Regions from separate parts of the Homo sapiens genome. Here region 1 is linked to region 2. A link is an interaction called in ENCODE POLR2A ChIA-PET data of the cell type or tissue named here. Cell type or tissue: PC-3. All regions are shown on one strand. Each heading gives the region's core, and the rest is flanking DNA. Links, peaks and the distances in the headings are about the cores only. Region 1 overlaps PGM2L1 (phosphoglucomutase 2 like 1). Region 2 overlaps POLD3 (DNA polymerase delta 3, accessory subunit).

Region 1 (10,461 bases), core at 1,821-6,820, 260 kb after region 2:
CTATTTTGAATAATGCTGACAGCATCATTTTGCATATAATTTTTTCCCTTAGATTATTTCTATAACATGTAAAGATGACATATACATGATACAGAGATATTTAACTTCTGGGAAATGCTGTCAGACCATAATTGTAGCCTAATTTCAGAAGAATATGGAATTTGGGCTTTATTGAAAAAGAAAAAGCATATTATTGTTTCCTTTCTTGGTGGTTTTTATGCTGATGGGCAGGGTTCTCCTGTTGGTAGTATTTTCGCCATTTCAAAATATGCATTAAACATCAAGCCATGAATCTTTTGTCTGAGTATACGTTAAATTAAGCATAAAACTATGGAATCTCAGTTGACAGAAATATAGATATTATCTTATTTAAGCTCCTACTCAGAATAAAAACATGTTCTGTAGTATCCCAAATAGGCAACTTCCGTATGAGAACATTTCTGGTATAATGGAGTCTTGTCTTACTTAGGAGTTAGATTCCAAAGTCAATAAATAATGATAATGGTATAAAATTTTAAAATCACCCTTGTAAACCCTTAAATTGTCCAAGAACTACAAGATACATGATTTCAAATATCTATCCTTACACAGTAATATATGAGAATATGTAACATATGTAGTAATGTGCCATATATAATAGAGCACATACACAAAATACAATTTTAATATTTAGGAGGCAGGGCTAAATACATATAGTGGAGTACATGTAAGTTAAGTGTAGTAAAGCCATACTATATAGTGCAGTGTTGTAGGATAGAAAGATTTCTGCTTCTAGAAATGACAGATGAGGTAATTTGGACAATCTTCCTCCAACAACTGGAAAAAACAGACAAAATATAGATTTAAAAATCTGTTTGAAGGTGTTATTTAATGTTAGTCAAGAGTTTCCAGTTTAAGATTTGGAAGAAGAAGGAAATTCCAGGCCATGATCTAGAAGAAGACAGAAATTCAGAGAGCTGAGTTTAGTATTTAGGGGGCCACTTTTGCCCAGGGCACATTTATTGATCAGGATAGGCAGCTAAGAAGATTGTCAGTCTTTTTGTTAGCCTTGCTAGTATAGCGGGACAAAAGTTGGAATCTAGGCCCTATTGCGGGTGGAGACCCTGAAAACACTCTTACTTTAGGTTAGAAGTCCAAAGGGCTGCCCTGTGAATACTGGTGAACTCAAAGTAAACACTCCGCATACAGACTATATTCCAGTTTTGAGTCATTTGGATGGCTTGGAAATTGGATTAAAGTGAACCTAGATTGCTAGTGCTTTCAGATGCCTAAGAAAAGCAAAACAACAAACAAACAAACAACAACAACAACAAGTTTCCTGGAGGGAGGTAGCTTCATCTTAGTTTCCAAATTATTCCTACTAATAATATTTTAAATATAATACCTAATATTACAAAAATAATATAAATATAATAGTACAGAGTCAAAGATAACCAAACATATAAGGAAGCAAGTCAACATAAACAAGAACCTGCAGAAACAACAGATAATGCAAACTGACCGGCAAGGGCTCCTATATTTATCAAATGTAGACTTTAAAATAACTAAGATTGTCAAGATCAAGAAGATTAAAAAAGATTAAAATTGAGCAGAGAGCAGAAGTAAGAGTAATCTCATAAGTTAAAAAAATTGGTGGAGAAATGAAAATAATACAAAAAGTAAATTTTTAAAAATAGAAATTCTGAAGCTGAAGAAATACAATAACCAAAATTAAGAATTCAATGAACAAATTTAACAACACTTTAGAGAGGAATCAGAGAGAGAATTAACAAACTACAAGATAGGTCAGTGAAAAATAGTCAGAACAAAGCATGGAATGACAAAAGGATGCGGGGGGAGTGGGGGAGTAAAAGAGAGGCTACGAGACATAAGATGATACAGGAAAAGGTCTAACATGCTATTCATTGGAATCTCTTAAGGAGAGGAAAGAGATAGTTACTATGAAATTTCCTAAACTGATGAATGACATTAATCCACAGGTTAAGAGTTTGGGGTTACAAAGGAATATAAATCATTCTATTATAAAGATATATGCACACGTATGTTCATTGCAGCACTATTCACAATAACAAAGACATGGAATCAACCCAAATACCCATCGGTGATAGACTGGATAAAGAAAATGTTATATATATATATATATATTTATTTATATATCTCCATAGAATACTATGTATACATAAAAAGGATTGAGATCATGTTCTTTGTAAGGACATGGATGGAGCTGGAAGCCATTATCCTCAGCAAACTAACACAGGAACAGAAAACCGAACACCGCATGTTCTCACTTACAAGTGGGAGCTGAACAATGAGAACACATGGACACCGGGAGGGGAACAACACACACTGGGGCCTGTCTGGGAGGCGTGGGGAGGGAGAGCATCAGGATAAATAGCTAATGCATGTGGGACTTAATACCTAGGTGATGGGTTGATAGGTGCAGCAGACCACCATGGCACACATTTACCTATGTAACTGGCACATGTATCTGGAATATAAAATAAAGTAAAATTTTAAATAAATAAGAGTTTGGGGTTAATTTGTATTCTGTAAACTTTTCTCCTTGATTACATAAGTAATCCTTCCCTATAAAGATATAAGGAACAATCACATTTTTTTTTAGTTTTATTTTTCTGTGCATTTATGTGTATTTTACAAATTTGGAATTGTATTGCATGTATGGTTTATATACTTACTCCCTTAATATATCTAAGTGTTTTTGCATATTAAAATTCTATTGTGATTTTTTAATACATTATTTTAATGTATTATTACATCAGCCTTTTTATTTAACCAGTTTTCTATTAACATGTGGCTTGCTTACTTTTTTATTATTAACATTACTTTAGTGAATATCCTTATGACTAAATCATAACATGAATCCGTGATTATTTCCTTGGGATAAATTTCTAGAAGTAGAATTGCTAAAACAAAGACTATTTAATATTTAAGCTACTTAAAACATTGGCAAATTGTCATCTGAGATGTTGTATTGATTTATAGTCCCTCTGTAGCAGATTGTGTTTTTAAAGACGGCTGCACCTATATGTCCCATTCCACATGCTCTTCTTATTGTGTGACTTTGGTACTCCTCAATTGAAAGGTGGGATCTGTGTTCCCTCTGCTGGAACCTGGGTGGACTTTTGTAACTGTCTAAAGAAATATAGTACAAAGCAGGTGCGGTGGCTCATGCCTGTAATCTCAGCACTTTGGGAGGTTGAGGCGGGAGTATTGCCTGAAGCTAGGAGTTCAAGCCCAGCCTAGGCAACATGGCAAGACCCAATCTCTACAAAAAATTAAAAAGTTAGCCAGGCACAGTGGTGTATGCCTGTAGTCCCAGTTACTTGGGAGGCTGAGGTAGGAAGATTGCTTGAGCCTGGGAGGCAGAGGCTGCAGTGAGCTGTGTTTGCACCACTGTACTCCAGCCTAGGTGACAGAGTGATACTCTGCCTCAAAAAAATAAAAATAAAAATAAAAATAGTAAATACAGTGCAGTGGAAGCTAACCTGCCTTTCAGGGCTAGGCCATAAAAGGTAATATGACTTCCACTTGGCTTGCTTGCTCATGGGACACTTGCCTTTGGAACCCAACATTGCAAGGAAACCGAGGCCACAAGGAGTGGCCTCTGTAGGTGTTCCATTTGATGGCCTCCACTAGGCCCCAGCCTACAGTCAGCATCACTGCCAGATAGACAAGCCTACAGCAGGACACAGACAAGCCATCCTGGCTGTGCCCTTTCTGAATTCCTAACCCATAGAAACTGTGAAAGATAATTAATGATTATTGATTGAAACCATTAAGTTTAGAGTGGTTTTTTACTAAGCCATAACAATAAATACACTCTCATTCTCCAGCACTAGGCTTATTCATTTTAAAAACTCTTAATCAAGTTTTGGGTGAAAAAATGGTATCTTGTTTTGATTTTCATTTCCTTGGTTACTAGAGTTAATTTTCATTCCCCAGCACTGGGCTTACTCATTTTAAAAATTCTTAATAAATTTTTAGGTGAAAAATGGTATCTTGTTTTAATTTTCATTTCCTAGGTTACCATTGGTGGGGGTGGGGGGGAAGCAATGGTTAGCGTGCTGGGTATAGATATTATTTCAAATTCAGTAAGTCTAATACTGAACTCATTATCTCTCTACTCCCAACTTGTTCCTCACCCTCCTTGCTCCACAATCCAACTCCTACTGATCTTTCACTTTTCAGTTCAAATATTACTTACACTGGGTGCAGTGGCTTCACACCTGTAATTCTAGCACTTTGGGGAGGCCAAGGCAGGAGGATCACTTGAGCCCAGGAGGTCCGGGCTGCAGTGAGCTGATATATCCCCACTGTACTCCAGCCTGAGCAACAGAACGAGACTCTGTCTCAAAAAAAAAAAAAAAAAAAAAAAAAGACAAAAACACAAACAAACAAAAAACCCTACAAATACGCCAAAGTTTCAGTGGCTTACACAGTGAAAATTTATTTCTTGCTCACGTTACAGCCCAGGGCTGGTCCATGAGGTAGGAGGTAAAAGAGGGGGATTTTGCTCCGTGAAATCATTTATTCCATCTTGTTGCTACATACTCCTCTAGGTCCTTAGAGTCCTCTCTGTTTAATGGGTAAATGGGGAAAGAGGAGTGGTGGGGGAGTAGGTCTGGGGCTAGGCATGGAAGTGGTGCACATCTCTTTCATATCCAGTGACCACAACTCTGTCACATGGTCTCATTTAGCTCCAAGGGAGGCTGGCATGGTGCCCAGGAAGAAGAGTAGAACATGATTCCTGTTTTTTACAGGTGAGGATACTGGAGTGAAATTACCTGTTCAAGGTCATAAAGCTAGTAATAGATGCTACTGGAACCCTTGAACTTAGTATACTTAGTGCCTCACATGATCACTTACTGACAAAACCTGTAGAGTTTGAAAAGTTAATCTCAAAAATCATCACATCTGCTTGGAATCTAAAGTCTAAGGAAAGGTGAAGTGACTTGTTCAGGATGATCTAGCTAAGCAATTGCTGACTCAAGATCAGGGCCAAACCTTCTAGAATTATAGTTCAGTGATCTTTCTCTCCTGCAGTGGTCTACTGAGCACATTAGCCAATAATTGGATTCTTTGTTGGTCAAGAAAAGTATGATGTGTCAGAATAGTTGTAGAAAGACAATAAACATTTGAAATATTTTATGTTGACTACCTTATATGAGAAATATTTTTTACTTAAAACTTAACAGAGACAAGTTAGACTATGTCATTGAACAGTAAAATTGAGCTCAATGTATGTGCTTTGTTAAAATTATAGTTTTTTTAAAAAAAGATAGGTTTTTTTGAAACAAAATAATTAACTTTTTTAAATTTTTCACACTAATTTGGTATATCTAATATTCTTAAATGATAATATTTCAAGGATTATTTTCTACTTTGGGGGTAATTAGTACTTCATTTCATGGATATGATTTTTGTGTTTATTAAGCAATTATTCAAATAAATCTCATTTTATATGATGAGTATATTTTATATTCAAGTTTTTTATCTAAGCCAAATTTATGTTAATTTCTACCAATTTTTTAAAGATAAGGAAATTAAATTTAGAATTACACAAAAATTATTTAAATAGGAAAGAATGATTGGTTTAGCATGAATATATTTTGGACTTAATAAAGAAACATCTGATTTAGAAAAGCTGTTCTGCTCCAAGACTCTAGACTTGGATCTTCAAATCGGCTTACCCTCAGAAGTAAATGTCAGCTGTGTTTACCTTTCAGATTTTCAGATTGCACTTTCCTGTTTTAACTTCTGGTTAGAAATAAACTTTAAAATTTGTTTGTCTTTCATTCAAGATGAGGGGCAAAATAATAAATAGATAAACAAAATAAAAATGTTTTTCTCTGTAGTTATATAAAACTGGTATTTATTATTTAGACACAAGTCTCTGTCAGTAACATTTAAAAATGTTATGTACAATTTTGCAACTTTAGAAGTATTTGAGTTCTTAAGAGTCAATTTTGTATATTGGCTCCCCTTTAGATGTGTAACAATATTAGAATTTGGGATTTTTTTTTAGACAGAATTTCACTCTTGTTGTCCAGGCTGGAGTGCAAATGTCATGATCTCGGCTCACTCTAACCTCCGCCTCCCACATTCAAGCAATTTTCCTGCTTCAGCCTCCCGAATAGCTGGGATTACAGGTGCCCACCACCATACCTGGCTAATTTTTTGTATTTTTAGTAGAGGCGGGGTTTTACCATGTTGTCCAGGCTGGTCTCAAACTCCTGACCTCAGGTGAGCCATCCACCTCAGCCTCCCAAAGTGCTGGGATTACAAGCATAAGCCACCGCGCCCAGCCTGAATTTGGGATTTTTAATATATATTATGTTCTTTTAGATCTGTTCCAATCTTCTAAACAATACGATTCATGTTTTTGAGTGTATTTAAGCTGTTAGGTTTTGTACTAGAATACTAATAGAGTAGATTCAAATTGTGTTAGAATTATTAAAATAGTAGGTTTATAAGATAAGTAGGAAAAAAGATTTACAGGCAAACTCTTTAATATGGTTTGGCTGTTTTGTCCCCTGTAAATCTCATGTTGAAATGTGACCTCCAATATTGGAGGTGGGTCCTGGTGGGAGGCGTTTGGGTCATGGAGGTGGTTCCCTCATGAATAGCTTGGTTCTCTGCTGGTGATAATAAGGAGTTGTCACTCTGTTAGTTCACATGAGGGCTGATTGTTGAAGAGCCTGGCAGCTCTCTTTTGTTCCCTCCTTCACCATGTGATAGGCTGGCTATCCTTCCCTTCTGCGATGACTAAAAGCTTCCTGGGCCTCACCAGAAGTGGAGCAGATGCTGGTGCTGTGCTTGTACAGCCTGCAGAACCATGAGCCAAATAAAACTTATTTCTTTATAAATTACCCAGCCTCAAGTATTCCTTTATACCAATGCAGACAAACTAACGCACTTCTCATTGGCAAACTTGATTACTTTTTTTACACTCTTTTATAGACATTTATATTTATTATACATAAATAATATAGAAGTCCCTAGTTATGAACAGAATAGGTTCAGAAAACTTGGGCAAGTTCAAAATGATCCTTCATAAGTGAATGTTAATACTTTCATTGGTCAGCAGGCAGAGTTGATGTGAATTTTGGTCTGGTGTGTAACCTTCTGCACATCTGTGAAAGTTTGTAAGAAGTTAATTTTTTTAAGTGGTTTTGGAAAAATCAATTCTTTCATGTTTTCTTTGAATTTGGGCCTTATGGTTCTACAATATAGAAAAAAGAAAACTCCACAAGTACTATGTAAGAAGACACTTTCTTTTCTTCATTTCAGCCATGTAAAGTTGAAGCAAACCATAGGATTAGAACCTAAAGGAAAATTTTTGGTATACAGGTAAAATTTGAAAATAATGTATGGCTTTTTTCTGTATTCTGCACCTTACTGATTTCATACTAAACAATTAGCTTTATTACTGATGAAGTACAGAGAAATGCTAGTAGTCACTAAGATCTTTTGGATTTTCTGCAGGATTACTTTTTTGGAGTACTAAAATTGTTAGGATTCTAAGATATGCTAGTTAAAAGCAAATTTATTTCAGATTGAATGCATTTACTTTCTAAATAATTAATTTTCATTTTATATAATAGGTCAGTGTGTATATTTCTTTTTCTTTTTCTTTTTTTTTTAATTGAGACGGAGTCTTACTCTGTTGCCCAGGCTGGAGTGCAGTGGCGCAATCTCGGCTCACTAAAACCTCTGCCTCCCTAGTTCAAGTGATTCTCCTGCCTCAGCCTCCCAAGTAGCTGGGACTACAGGCACATGCTACCATGCCCAGCTAATTTTTGTATTTTTAGTAGAGACAAGGTTTCGCCATGTTGGCCAGACTGGTCTTGAACTCCTGACCTCAGGTGATCCGCCCGCCTCGACCTCCCAAAGTGCTGGGATTACAGGCATGAGCCAATGTGCCCAGCCTGGTATGTATGTTTCTTCAAAGCAGGTCAGTCAAATAGTTTTCCTACTGTCTTCCTCCTCTTTTTTTTTTTTCCTGACTAGGCTTCTACCCCCAAGTAATCAGTGAATTGTAAATAAGAGAGCACATTCAGAAAGCAAACAATAATTTGCATTTGAGAGAAAGCCAATATATGTTTTATAGATTCAGATCTTATCAGTAGCTTTCTGTGAATGGGAAAAGGAGAGCAATTTGTGAGGTAAAAAATTATTCACATAGACACACAAGTAGTGGTTTTTCTCAGCCATCATGAATACCTAACTAGTTTTTAACCATAAAAAAGTGATATATACATAAAATATCCAAACAGCATCATGGCTATCCAATAAAAATAAGTCACTTTTCTACTTGAAACCCCATGCCTAATATCCCCTTCAGAGGTAATCACTATTTTTAGTCTCTTATATTTGCATGGAATACTTCTAGATGATATATAAATATACACATACCTCTTTTTATAGAAATGAAAACACTGTATATACTCTTCTGCTCTCCTTTTCATTTACTATACCTGAGTTCTACATAAAAATTTCATTTAAAAATAATTAGTTGGCCGGCGCGGTGGCTCACGGCTGTAATCCCAGCACTTTGGGAGGCCAAGGTGGGCGTATCATGAGGTCAGGAGATCGAGACCATCCTGGCTAACACGGTGAAACCTCGTCTCTACTAAAAGTACAAAAAATTAGCTGGGCGTGGTGGCGGGCGCCTGTAGTCCAGCTACTCGGGAGGCTGAGGCAGGAGAATGGTGTGAACCCGGGAGGCGGAGCTTGCAGTGAGCCGAGATCGCGCCACTGCTCTCCAGCCTGGGTGACAGAGCGAGACTCCGTCTCAAAAAAAAAAAAAAGAAATAATAATAATGATAATTAGTTTATAATTCTTTAGAATCTTCATATATTATAGTTTATAAAATCGTAGTGATATATTGACTTTAGCAAAAAAATACAAATGTAAGTTCATCTGAATGGAGAATATGTGATAATTATGGCTGCATAGATAGTTTTTTAGGTTATATTTTTAAAAGTTTATAACATCAACATCTAAATTAATGTCTCACTGTTAAATAGGGGAGAAATCTGAGTGTAAAGTAGATTTCAAATGCCAGTTGTCATAATTATTTAGCTTTTTTTGCCATACAAATGTATTTATTATGTCTAGTATATCATGATTTTTTATTCATTTTTATTTTTCTCTAACTTACCAGTTTTTCAACAACCAGGAATTAGGTTAGTACTGGTTGTGAAGTCTGTAACTGGGAATGGAATTTTTAGGCCCTACTCTAGTAGCTGTGCAGTTAAACATTAGGAAGTATACTCAGTAACCAACAGCATTTATGTCTGCTGGATCATTTATATATGTGTGTGTGTATACATACGTATATATACATACATATATGCATAATGTGTATATACACATATATACTCATTAGATATATATACATACTACATATATACATATATACATACTGTATATATACACACATATATACTATATACACATTATACTATATATACATACTATATATATATACACACACACTATACTTGTTATAAAAAGGAATATCGTTTTGCTTTGTAACTGGAGTTAAATTGTTATCAGAAGCATTATTAACACCCCAACACAATTATTTTGTTTGTCTGTAGTGAGATGGTGTAGGCTTTAGAGCCAGCCCAGCCTAGGTTCCCATCCTGTCTAAATTTCCAATGCCACCTCAGTGATACTAGGCTCCCTCTCTAAATCTTAGTTTCTTCGTCTACACAATAGTAATATTAATAATAATACTATCCATACAGATGCTGCAGTGAACATTCTTATATGAATAAATGTTATTGTTCATGTGAAGGTATTTTTGTGGACAGAAATCTATGGGCCAAAAGGCATGTGCAATTTAAAATTTGATACTTGCTGTAAAAGCACTGTAAAAAGACTATCCCAGTTTACATTCCTACTAGCAGGGTATTACAGTGCTATGTACCCTCTAAACGTGAAGAGTCTATTCAATTTTTGCCATTCTTATGCCCATCTTTAAATGTTAGCCCTCTTCAACTCTCTTTGGCCTCTCTATGAAATATCATGGTATCTTAGACATGATAATATCCCAGATATTGTTATTCATATTTTTCCATAATAGCTATTCATATTTTTATGTAGGTTATTTGTTAGTGTGTGCCATTTATGAAACAGAAACTGCTTGAGTCTGGATTTTATATATCATCCATTAGTTTTAAGCAGATTAAAATTTCAGTTAATCTCATTCAACTTCTCATTAGTTTGGCCATGTACTCTGGTTACTTTAATTTCTACTATAACCAGAAAACCATTTTGTTTAAATTGTATATTAATATGTTTTTATGTATTTCTAAGGACAAATATACTGTAATATTTAGCACCTTTTATGTGCACTGGTTTATTATTCTGAATATTCATTATCATTGTATATACTATGGATGTTGAAGAAGCAAATAGAATGGACTGAA
Region 2 (10,461 bases), core at 4,526-9,525:
CATGTGCAAAATGGGAATAAAAGTACCTATCTCACAGGGCTGCTATGAGGATTAAAAGAGGTAAATGTGAGTTACTCTGCTTTGTATTAGTTTAATAGGTGTCAAAATACTGGGGACTGCCCATGCATTATTTCATTAACGCCCTAAAGCAACGCTTTAAGGTAGGTGGGTAGCTCATTTTTAAAGATGAGGAAACAAGTTCAGAGAGGATGCATATCTTGCTTAAGGTCAGTGCCTCAGACAGGGTTTGCATCCAGTGCCCTCTGTCTCTAAAGCCTGTGTTGTTTCCATCCCGGCATCCTGCCTCCCTAGTAGGTCAAAATTGTTGAGTGTGTACAAAACTGAGTGGAGCCTATACAGACTTTATATTGTATAAACTGCCTTTTGAAGTAATTCCTGATAACTGCTTGCTTTCTCGTCAATACTCTCATGCTTAAAGCACAACAGAAATAACTCCATTAATTAAAGATTCACTAAATCATGGTTTACTTACACCGTGAATGTACAAGTGGCAAGTGAAGTTCAAATAGCTGAATAACACCCAATAAAATGGTTAGCCTACCTCAGCCTGTTTCTTTCTTTAAATCTTTTATTGTTCTTTGCATAGGAATATAATATTTTGCCCATAATGATTATCCTAATTCATTCCTAAATTATTAAGTCCCATGTCTATCACTCATCTAAGCATTGTGTCAAATGCTAAATGCTATTTAGTATGTTTGTCTTGTCACTCCAAAATGGTAACTTACGGGCTCTTACAATCCCCAAAGTATTTTATCCAGGACTAAACATAACTAGCTTCCAATAACTGCTTTATGCTTTGGATCTGACTGATCCCAAACAGACACTAAACAAAGTAGTTTTTCCATTCTTCAAGAGCAGTCCGGTAAAAGACATGCCATGAAGAGCCTTGAGAAAGCCTAAAACACCAAAAGAATGAAGCTGAAGAACCAGCCATGAAGAACTCTGAATATTAAGAAAGTAGGTACAGGGAGCCAAGGTGAAACCTCAAGAAACATGGAGTCTGGAAAGAGAAAATGAGAACAGTTAAGGGGAATGGGTGTTCAGAAAACATTAAGGGTTTGAAGTAGAAGGGGAATTGTAGAGTTAAGGTGGATTCTGATCCAATGGAAAAATATTGGATCAGAAGCCTTACCAAGTTTCTCTGGCTAAAGAGCCTGGGTGGTAATCTGTGGGTGGTCCGCACCTAAGAACACAAAAAACTGGACACAGATACAAGTGGAGAAAAGTGTCATGCAGCAGGGAGTGGTAAGAGTCAATCCTAAATGCAGTCATTTGGGTACAATGTGCCCTTCAGAGAGGGCATGGTGACAGCATGGGCTAATTTACAGAGCTGCCAGGGCAATAACTCAGAAAGCAATACTGCCTTCTCACAACAAAACGAGGCAGCCCCAAAATGTTTCATGGTGGTAAAAGCTGCATTACAGCATACTGAGATCCTGGAACCAATGAAAGGAGACAAGTTTACCAAAACGAGTCTTGACACAGAGTACGTTTCTGGCAAATACATTATTAGGCACTCATTCTACTCATGTCCTGGAGAAACTATTTAGTTTCCTTATATGGCCCTTCTCTTCAGCCCTCTCCTGTATAATAACTAATGTCTTCTTAAAGAAACAAAGATAGAAAAGGAATAGAGAACTGTTTCACTCGTTTACCAGCCCCCTCTGCCCCTGAATTCCCAGTTTTTTCCAGGGAGGTGAGTGGAGGCTCATCACTGAGAGTGTCAAAGAAGAAATACCAGCTTTTGAAATCACTTTAAAAAATTGATTCTGCTACAGAAATCTATGTTGACGGGGGAAGACAAGGGAAACACTGCAATTGTCTATGCTGACTGCCAGAATTAAGCGGCCTTGTTTTAACCAAGATGGTTTTCTTTAATCCCGCTAGAATTTTAAGATACAATGTGCATATGCAAGGGTAGAAATACTATCATGGATACAAAATCAAAGTAAATACTGGCTGTCACTCTTAACTGAGAACCAACTTCTGTTACTCTTCTTAAATTTCTTCAGTTGGCTCCCATTATCTACAAATCAAATCCAAACTGCTTAGCAAGGCCCCAACTTCATTTCTGAATACATTTTCCTCCCTATTCTCAAGTTCTACAGCCCACCTCTCCCAAAAGCCATGCTCCTCTGCCTGGAAAGTCATTTCCATTCCTCTTTGCTGGGTGAAATCCTGCTCATCATTCAAAGAACTGCTTGCTCCAGGAAGACTGCCTTGATACCCATCCTCCTGGGAACTCTTGGAGGACCCTGTACATTGCACTCACATATGGCACTGTCATTTCATTTTACTGGCTTTCCCTTCCACTAAATTGTGAGGATCAAGTGCCAAATTCTATGGTTTCTATTATATCCTCTAGTCCCCAGGTCATGGGCTTGACACATAGTAGATACACAATAAATGAACAGTAAATATAGGCATCTATAATTCCTTCAGTAGGAAAATATCTACTCTCTTTAAACCTTTCATGAAATAGGACAACTATCTTCCCCTTTTTACTACATGTACAGCCAGAATGACTGAAGAATATACCACCTGGGTCGTATAACTGATAACATTTCAGGAAGCTGCTAGCTGATTACATCACTTATGACATCAGAAAGAAAGCCACCATTTTGTAGAGCGCGTATGTGACCGCCAACATGGACCGAATTCATGCTACATACACTTGACTTTAGTCTTGACACCCTTGGTAACTCATTTTAGTTTTATTTTGATAAAGAACTTGAGGCTGTGAAACTTGCCCACAGTCATACAGCTAGCAAGTGATGAAGCCAAACTAATACAATGTGCTAGATTTTCTTCTAGATGAACTAAAAAATGAGGTTGGCTGAAACTAACATTTCCCCAGTGCTGAAAAAAACGATGAAGGCAGCAAATAACTTGTTCATCTCAGACTGTGGGTATGCAGTTTTAACAATATCAACTGAAAACCAGCCTTCTTCCCATTCAGAGCTTAAATAATTGCAACACTGTTACCATCCATCAAATAAGAGACTCATCAGATACTCAGTTTGAAGCACTGTTTTAAAACAACTTCTCAAATTTATTTAACTCATGTGGTTAACATGGTATTGTATAAAAAGAAAAAAAAAACACCACTCAATACTTACTAAGCCTTGCAGACAGCTCAGAGTTGAGGCAGCATATTGGGCATAGAGATCATAGGATTTGTATTATCCCTTGCAAGATGGAACTCCAACCAACACCAGAATTTTCCAATTCAAATTCAGTTTTAGTCGAGACCCCAGCATAATTTTTAGAAAAAAGATTGGATTGTTGCTTTTCTTTTAATTTTCCATTCCTATTTAGACAAATGACCAGAGGCAATGACAAAAGTAACTGTTTAAAAGGGATTTCTCTCCAGAAGTTTTTTCTAAAGGTTTAAGTCCAGGCTTTCCATCCTTCTCTCCATCCTTTTTCCTTTTAAAAAGAAGGGTTTTGGAATATGTCAACCTTTACTCAGCTTGCTATACAAAGCCACTGCTTTAGTCCTAGACATAATGCCAGGACTCATCTCCCAAACTTCTGGTCTTAATCAAGTTCATGCTTGGTTGCTAAAGAAGCTCATGTTAATCCCAAAGTCAGCACAATCCCAACCTTAAAAAGCAGACAGCTGATTGCATCACTTACGACATACACCATCTTGAGGCAAAAGAAGCCAGTCAGACACCCCTTGTCTGCTACGTGTGAGACACATCAGCAGTTGAGCCTGACCCCTTCCGCAGAGCTCACTGTGCAAAATCACCAGCACACCACTGCAATCCACTGAGCTCACCGCCTGTCCAGCCATAATGGAAGTCACTTGAAGGTTATCATTGTAATAGATGATTTTCCATAAGTAACTAATAAAAATGTTTTCTTTGATGTTTAGACCTACTAACAATTCAGTCTCTCCCTCTCCATCCTCTCTTAGGGAGCCTGTACTTTTAAGCAAATAGGGAAGCTAAAAATACAAAGGAGCAACATCCATTTATAAATAAATGTGTGCCTTATCTTCCTCACTAACTTCCTGGAAAAGTGCTGTTTTTGAATATTCTGTTTTCTTAAGGAGAAATTTTTTGTAAATGTAGCACACTGTATATAGGAAGGGATTTCTCTTTTTAGTCTTTATCTCATTGTACGGGTTTCACTCTCTAGGTATTGAGAGTGGGGGAGGAGGGGATCAACAAACCGCAAAGAGCAGCATAAAGCACACCCCGTATCAGCAGCACGGCAGCTCCTCCAATATCGTCAATGCTGACTCGAGGTAATTTCTGGTGGAGTTGAACACATCATTAAATTTCTATTTGTGTTCTGCCTGAGGCTTTTCCCTAACCACTAATTGCAAGTGAAGGTCCCAGAGAGCTTTTGTGAAAGGAACAGAACACAAGCCACGTCCTGGTCTGTAGCCAGGTGTCCGTGTACTGCATAATGGAGGAAGAGGATTACAGGGAGATTTTCACTTCAGCCTTTAGTCCAACCAAAACTTAAAAGACTTACAGAGAACAGCCTCAGGAGGTTAGGGGACAGAAGTGTGGTACTGCAGGAAGACAAGAGGGGTAAACGTATCCAGCAGAATGTAAGGATAAGAAACACCCACATGAATTCTTAGAATACAGAGGAACAAGAAGGAATAATTCCTGTGCCATATGCGGACCAGGGCATAGGGTGAGTGGAGCACAGTGGGTTAGCCACTAAATGGCTTCAGTGAGAATTCTGAAAACTGTTCCAGTATAATTTTGGAGTAAATCCTTCTCCTGGACAGGTCAAAGACTGTGCTTTTTAAATGTCATTAGAAGGTAACAGCTTTTTGCCTCCTGCTTCCAGATGATTTCCTTTTGGTTAAAAACCAGAAATAGTATAAACCTCACAGGATGAAAGAACAGTCTTTTGATACAGGTGAGGTGGAGATCTAGATGAACTTACATAGTAAGTGAGGAGTACATTTCTTGGTCTTCTCCCTTGACCACTCCAAGTCTCTGATCTACCAGAGATGGCAGTTTATTTCCTCTGGAAGAAGCCAGTAATGGACACCTGTCTGTTGGCTTTGCCCAGAGCAGCAGTCCCTTTCTTGGGGCCCTTTCGTTCCTCTCTGGGTTCTTTTTTCACAGTCATGGCAGGGGGTCTGTGTACTGAGGATGTCTTCATGTTAAGCTCCTCTTCACTATCTGTGCAGGATTCACTCTCGTAGACTTTTTCAGTCACTGGTAGGATGAGAAAAAAATGGAACATGGGTGGGCTGAATCATTTACTCTATGAAGAAAATGGGATGTCTTGCTAACCCCAATCATTTCAGACTCTGATCAAGGCAAATATGCTTACTTAGGACTCAATCTTTCTCCCACTGGGAGATCAGATCTAGCCTAAGGTAGGAACTATGTGGGATCCTGAGCTCACACAGTCTCTATTTGATGCTTAGAATTAACGTTCACTTTTCTCCCTCACAGCTATATCCCATGCCTTTAAATGGCCCTTTATCAGTGAATTGCCTAAATCCTTTATTTGGGTCCTGGCCTATGCTGGCTAACTTCCTGAACTCTATATCCGAATTGTCTATATCTTAAACACTTACTTCTAACTCCATGCTTTGACTGGCTTCTTAAGTATCACCTCTCTGACCTACAATGCCTGCCTATTCCCGTTACTGGTCTTAAACTGCTGGCCTATTTGCCTGCCTCCATTCTGTTTAACCAAGGTCACCATGGACCCTCCTGTCTAGCTCTAACCTGATGCCACCCACTCTCTGCACATCCTAGGTACAGAGAATTGAAGATTAGTTACTCAACTGTTCGGTTCTTAGTTCTTAATGGCTGCAAATTAACCCAAAATTTAGTAGTAGTCTGTATCATGAAGGTTAACTATCTCAAGCAAATGCTATCGGATGACACACGTGTTAAAGGAATGACAGTGATAAATTGAGAAACAAAGTTACCAGTTTTCTTACTCCCTATCAGCCGAAGGCATAAATTGCTTTTCCCCTGCTATTAAAACTCACTGAACCCTTCCCAAGGGAAACTTGGAAAAGAACTGTAACAGTAAGCAGTCATTATGAGCAAGCCCCAAAGGACACAGGCACAGATAGTGGCTTCCAGCCATGACGTCACATAACCGAGGAGGATCTACACTACTGCAACACATATACCAACCACAAGAAACAGCATGCCACCTTTCTGTAATTTTAGAGAGCTGTGGCAGCTGTATAACCAATGCTATCTAAATTCTTTCTCAGCCTTCCTGGTTGCAGCAAGCGATAGAGAAACATTGAAGGAAAAGAGCTTGTTCTTAGCTGAAAAGCGTAACCTAATATGCATAATAAATGCTCAAATGATTAAAGTAAAAGGTTTTTTTTTCCATTAAAGAACAATGACAGTCTTGAGCTTTTATTGATAATTCTTTCTAATAAAATATATCAAATTGTTCTAGAGGCATAAGCTTTGGAATCAAATGTATGTGTGTCCCAATACCTACTCTGCTACTTAAGATATCATCTCAAACTTTACTGTGCATCAGAACCACCTGGAGGGCTTGTTAAAACATAGATTGCCAGATTCTGTTTCTCAAGTTTCAGACTCAGCAGATCTGGGGTGGGACCTGAGAATTTGCTTCTCTAACATGCTCCCAGATAATGCTGATGCTGCTGGTCTGGGGACCACACTCTGGGAATTAATGTTCTCTCCTTCCCTGTTTTAAATGTTGAAGTGCAATTGCCACTGGAGCATTCCGTCCCTCTTATCCAGCTAATCCCATTAAGGCTGCATAATCAACAATCCCTTCCCAGAGAGTTCCCAGAGTTTGTCTTTAATTTTGTAAGAGCCCAGAATTCACTTTGATGTTCACTTAGAGGCTAAAAAATACTGATAAATTTTAGATATATATTAAGTATTCTGAAAGGCCTTACTACTCAAATTGTGCTCCGCACACCAGAGGCAACAGAATCTCCCATGAGCTTATTAGGAATGCACTCTCAGTTCCCACTCCTGGCCTACTGATGCAGAATTTCAATTTTAGCAAGATCTTCAAGTAATGCACATAGCCGGCAAAGTTTGAGAAATGTTGCTCTAAGATAATTAGAGAATTCCCATGGCATACCTATTCGTTCAGCAATTAGACCCCAGAACACCACCTCCATCTCACATGCATCTTCAAAAGCATTATGTAACTGAATTAATGGGACAAAATTACGAGCTGTTATTTATTCAATATCTTAAATTAGAAAAGTCTGAAGAGCCATCTACAGATACAGAAAGGAAATTACTTTCTACTAGTTGGTGGTATAAGACTTTGCTCCTTCATAAGCTATATTCTGTACTCAAATGGCAGCATGTCTACATTATACTTCAGCATCAATTAGCTCATTATTTCATTACTTATTAATGAAATCAATGGCTGTCTCATTGCCAATTTTGTGTGAGACATTGCTCAGGGGAGTTAAAAAACAGTCAGGGCAGCACCAACAAAATTTCTTTAGCAGCATATTCAGTATACTGTAAGAACTAAAAGGAATATTTCTATATTCAAAGCTGTAGCTACCGCAAACCCCAGAAAAAAGGAGGTCTCCATTAAAAATATAGGGCCTTTATTTTAGCTGAACAACATGCCACTTTTCTGGGTTGCCATTAAAAAAAGGCAAACAAACCTGGTTTTCGTGGGTAACATCAGATTTCTTTTCCACTTAACTGCTTTGCTCTTAGAAACCCATTCCCTTGTCCAGAAGTCTACTCCAAACTTATCTCAGGGGCCCAACTACCCAATTTCTGCTGCAAAGTCACAAAGAGAGAAAGATGAGCTTTCTAAACCCATAGAACAAATCTGATCCAGCACAGGACAGGGCAAGCCCCCTATGCTGGTACATTTGGAACAGTCTGAGCAGAGAGAGGAAAGCAGAACTCCTTTGTTGGTAACCAAAGCCAAGATTCATTAGGTTGAGCTTGGACCAAAAACCTTTAAAAAAAAAAAAAAAAGTGCAATGTGAGCACAGTTTTCACTGCTGCATCCAAGGCTCTTAACAGTCCTGTCTGGAGACAGGAGTGCAAAAAAGTCCACATCACACACCTGGCCAAAACTCGAGTACTATATTTTAAACAAAGCAATAAATAATTACCCACAAATTCCCAATGAACTCTCACTCTCACAAAGACGTTTGACTTTTTTCTTTTGGGGCAGAAAGAGGAGGAAAAAACTGGCACCAATGTTTTTGTCCTCTTAAATTTAAAAAATGCACTGTTGAATTAAGAAATTCAACAGTAAACACATATATTATCACCCATGGCCAAACCAAGAGGCTTGAAAATGGCAACTATTAAAAGACTGAAAGCCAAAAAAAAAAAAAAAAGGAAGAAAAAGAAAAAAAAAAACCCATTCAAAGTCCAGAATTCACAGGTTCACAAGAAATTTGGCACTGAAAAGACAGAATTTCCACACGTAAAGAATTTTACTCCCCAATCACATGTTACAATTAAAATGGCAGAGGCCTTTTCAGAGGACTGGGAGGTGGGGAATAGTGGGACAGGGAGCACAGATGACAAAATGTCTTCACTAGTTTTAAGAACCTGGAAAGGTTGATTCTTCAGAGCCAATCTTTTCAAAACAAGTCTGAACTAGGAAAAAAAAAAATCAGTAACAGGGAAAATAATCTTCTCTGAAGATCCAAGCTGTAGCAGGTGCCACAAAAGGCAAAATGACAACCATGGGCTATCCAACTAACAAAGGTAAGAGCCTAAACCCACAACTCTTTTCAAACACAAAAATACAGTACCAGGATCTGAGCATCCCATCAAACCTCAAGTGCTAAATCTTAAAAGCTCCACAGAAGTCTAGTGTGATTATGGAAAGGGTAGAAGAAGCTAAAACATGGCTGAAGAACTAGCCAATGACTCAAAGCCTGAACTCTAATTCCTCCCTAGGCCTTCATAACAAGCACATGCTTTTACCTAACATGGCTTACAAATAGGAAACATAAAGGAAGCAATCTCGATGAGTCATACCCTTCTGAAGAACAAATGGAACCAAATACCAAAGATGACTCTTGATTACAGTCTAATCATCTGTAGCTTCTTTTCCACTGTTCAAATTTATAAAAACAAATATTCTAGAAAAAAAAAAGCTTCTCAATGTCTATGATAACATCTTAAGCCCATACTGTGGTTTCCATCTTGTTTTTGGATATATTTATGCCACCTGAATCTTCATAACTGCACATTTAGGCAAAATAGATATTCCATAGATAAGAAACTCTTCACCAGGGACGACATAACTTTTAGCCAAGATCTCAGTGCTTATTTTTATAGTCTATGACCTAAACAAGAACCTAGGTGTTCTGACTTACACTCTGCTACACAAAGTGTATGCCATAGACAAACAGCATCAGTACCACTTGGGCATGATTCACATGTAAATTAAAGTTTGAGATGTACCTGTTCTAAAAGGGATTATGGTGCCTCTGTGGTAATAAGAGATTCTATCTCTGGATTTGGAGCCAAATATTTGTCTTACCTATGCAGCCTTCCCCATCCAGGTAAGTTTTAGATTTTAGTACGCGTTTTCGTTTTCTTTTGTTTTCTCCACTTGAGCTCTAAAAGGTCAGAGGATACAATGTTAAGCTGGATCAATTATGTTATACAGAAAAATAACAAAAGCTTTTAAATCTATACTAATCACTCTCCAATACTCCATTATGATAAAAAGTTGAAAGAGAAACTCTACATTAGTTTTAGAGAACCAACCCCATCACACAGACAAGTTACGCCCACTATATACACAGGCTTGATACTTCATTGTTCATAAGAAGGAAAGTAGCATGCTGAAGAAAGAACTGTGTTCTGTTCATTCAGTCAATAAACTATTGTTGGGTAGTGCAGGCAGCATGGTTAAAAAGACATATAGGATAAGGACCTTAGTGGAGGAGAGAGAGAAGGAAAGCAGACCACTGCAATACAGTGTAGTGAGGGCTGAGACAGATATTATGGGAGTACACAGGGATGGCCCCTAAACCACACCAGGGATTTCTGTGGCATATGCCCTTGCTGTAGATACTTGCTATGTCAGCCTTCACATTTCTTGTCTTCTTTTTTTGTTTGTTTGTTTTTTAGAGACAAGTTCTGGCTCTGTTGCCCAGGCTGGAATGCAGAAGTGCAATCATAACTCACTGCAACAGTCCAACTCCTGGGCTCAAATGATCATCCTACCTCAGCCTCCCAAGTAGCTGAAACTAAAAGGCATGTGCCACCATGCCCAGATATTTTTAAAGTAGAGACAAAGTCTCCCTGTGTTGCCCAGGTCTCAAACTCCTGGACTCAGGCATTCTGCCCACCTCAGCCTTCCAAAGTGCTGGGATTACAGGTGTGAGCCAACACGCCTGGCCAGCCTTGACACTTCAACATTATAGCTATCTAATTTAGTCTCAAAATAGGTATTACTAGTATCAACTTCCTTTTATCTCCACTGGTCTCT

The links. Peaks named below come from ENCODE experiments on the same cell type or tissue, not always from the same donor. Only the 100,000 strongest peaks of a DNase experiment are listed, where the experiment ranks them.
Region 1: POLR2A ChIA-PET joins it to region 2 with 9 read pairs; 2 of 35 experiments call an interaction of 5 or more read pairs at or near these places.

Annotation. Positions count from the first base shown.
Region 1 is chr11:74,375,509-74,385,969 of GRCh38, reverse strand. All of the region lies in intron 1 of PGM2L1 (phosphoglucomutase 2 like 1), which reads left to right. Among named protein-coding and RNA genes, the nearest start is that of PGM2L1, 18 kb to the left of the region's middle. In PC-3, for the core only: no CTCF peak of the experiment used is centred there; a DNase peak (open chromatin) is centred at 4,739.
Region 2 is chr11:74,635,319-74,645,779 of GRCh38, reverse strand. POLD3 (DNA polymerase delta 3, accessory subunit) reads right to left here. Exons shown (of 12, transcript NM_006591.3): 11 at 9,505-9,583; 12 at 2,704-5,216. The coding sequence ends at 5,014. Among named protein-coding and RNA genes, the nearest start is that of POLD3, 48 kb to the right of the region's middle. In PC-3, for the core only: no CTCF peak of the experiment used is centred there; a DNase peak (open chromatin) is centred at 8,949; H3K27ac peaks cover 626 bases.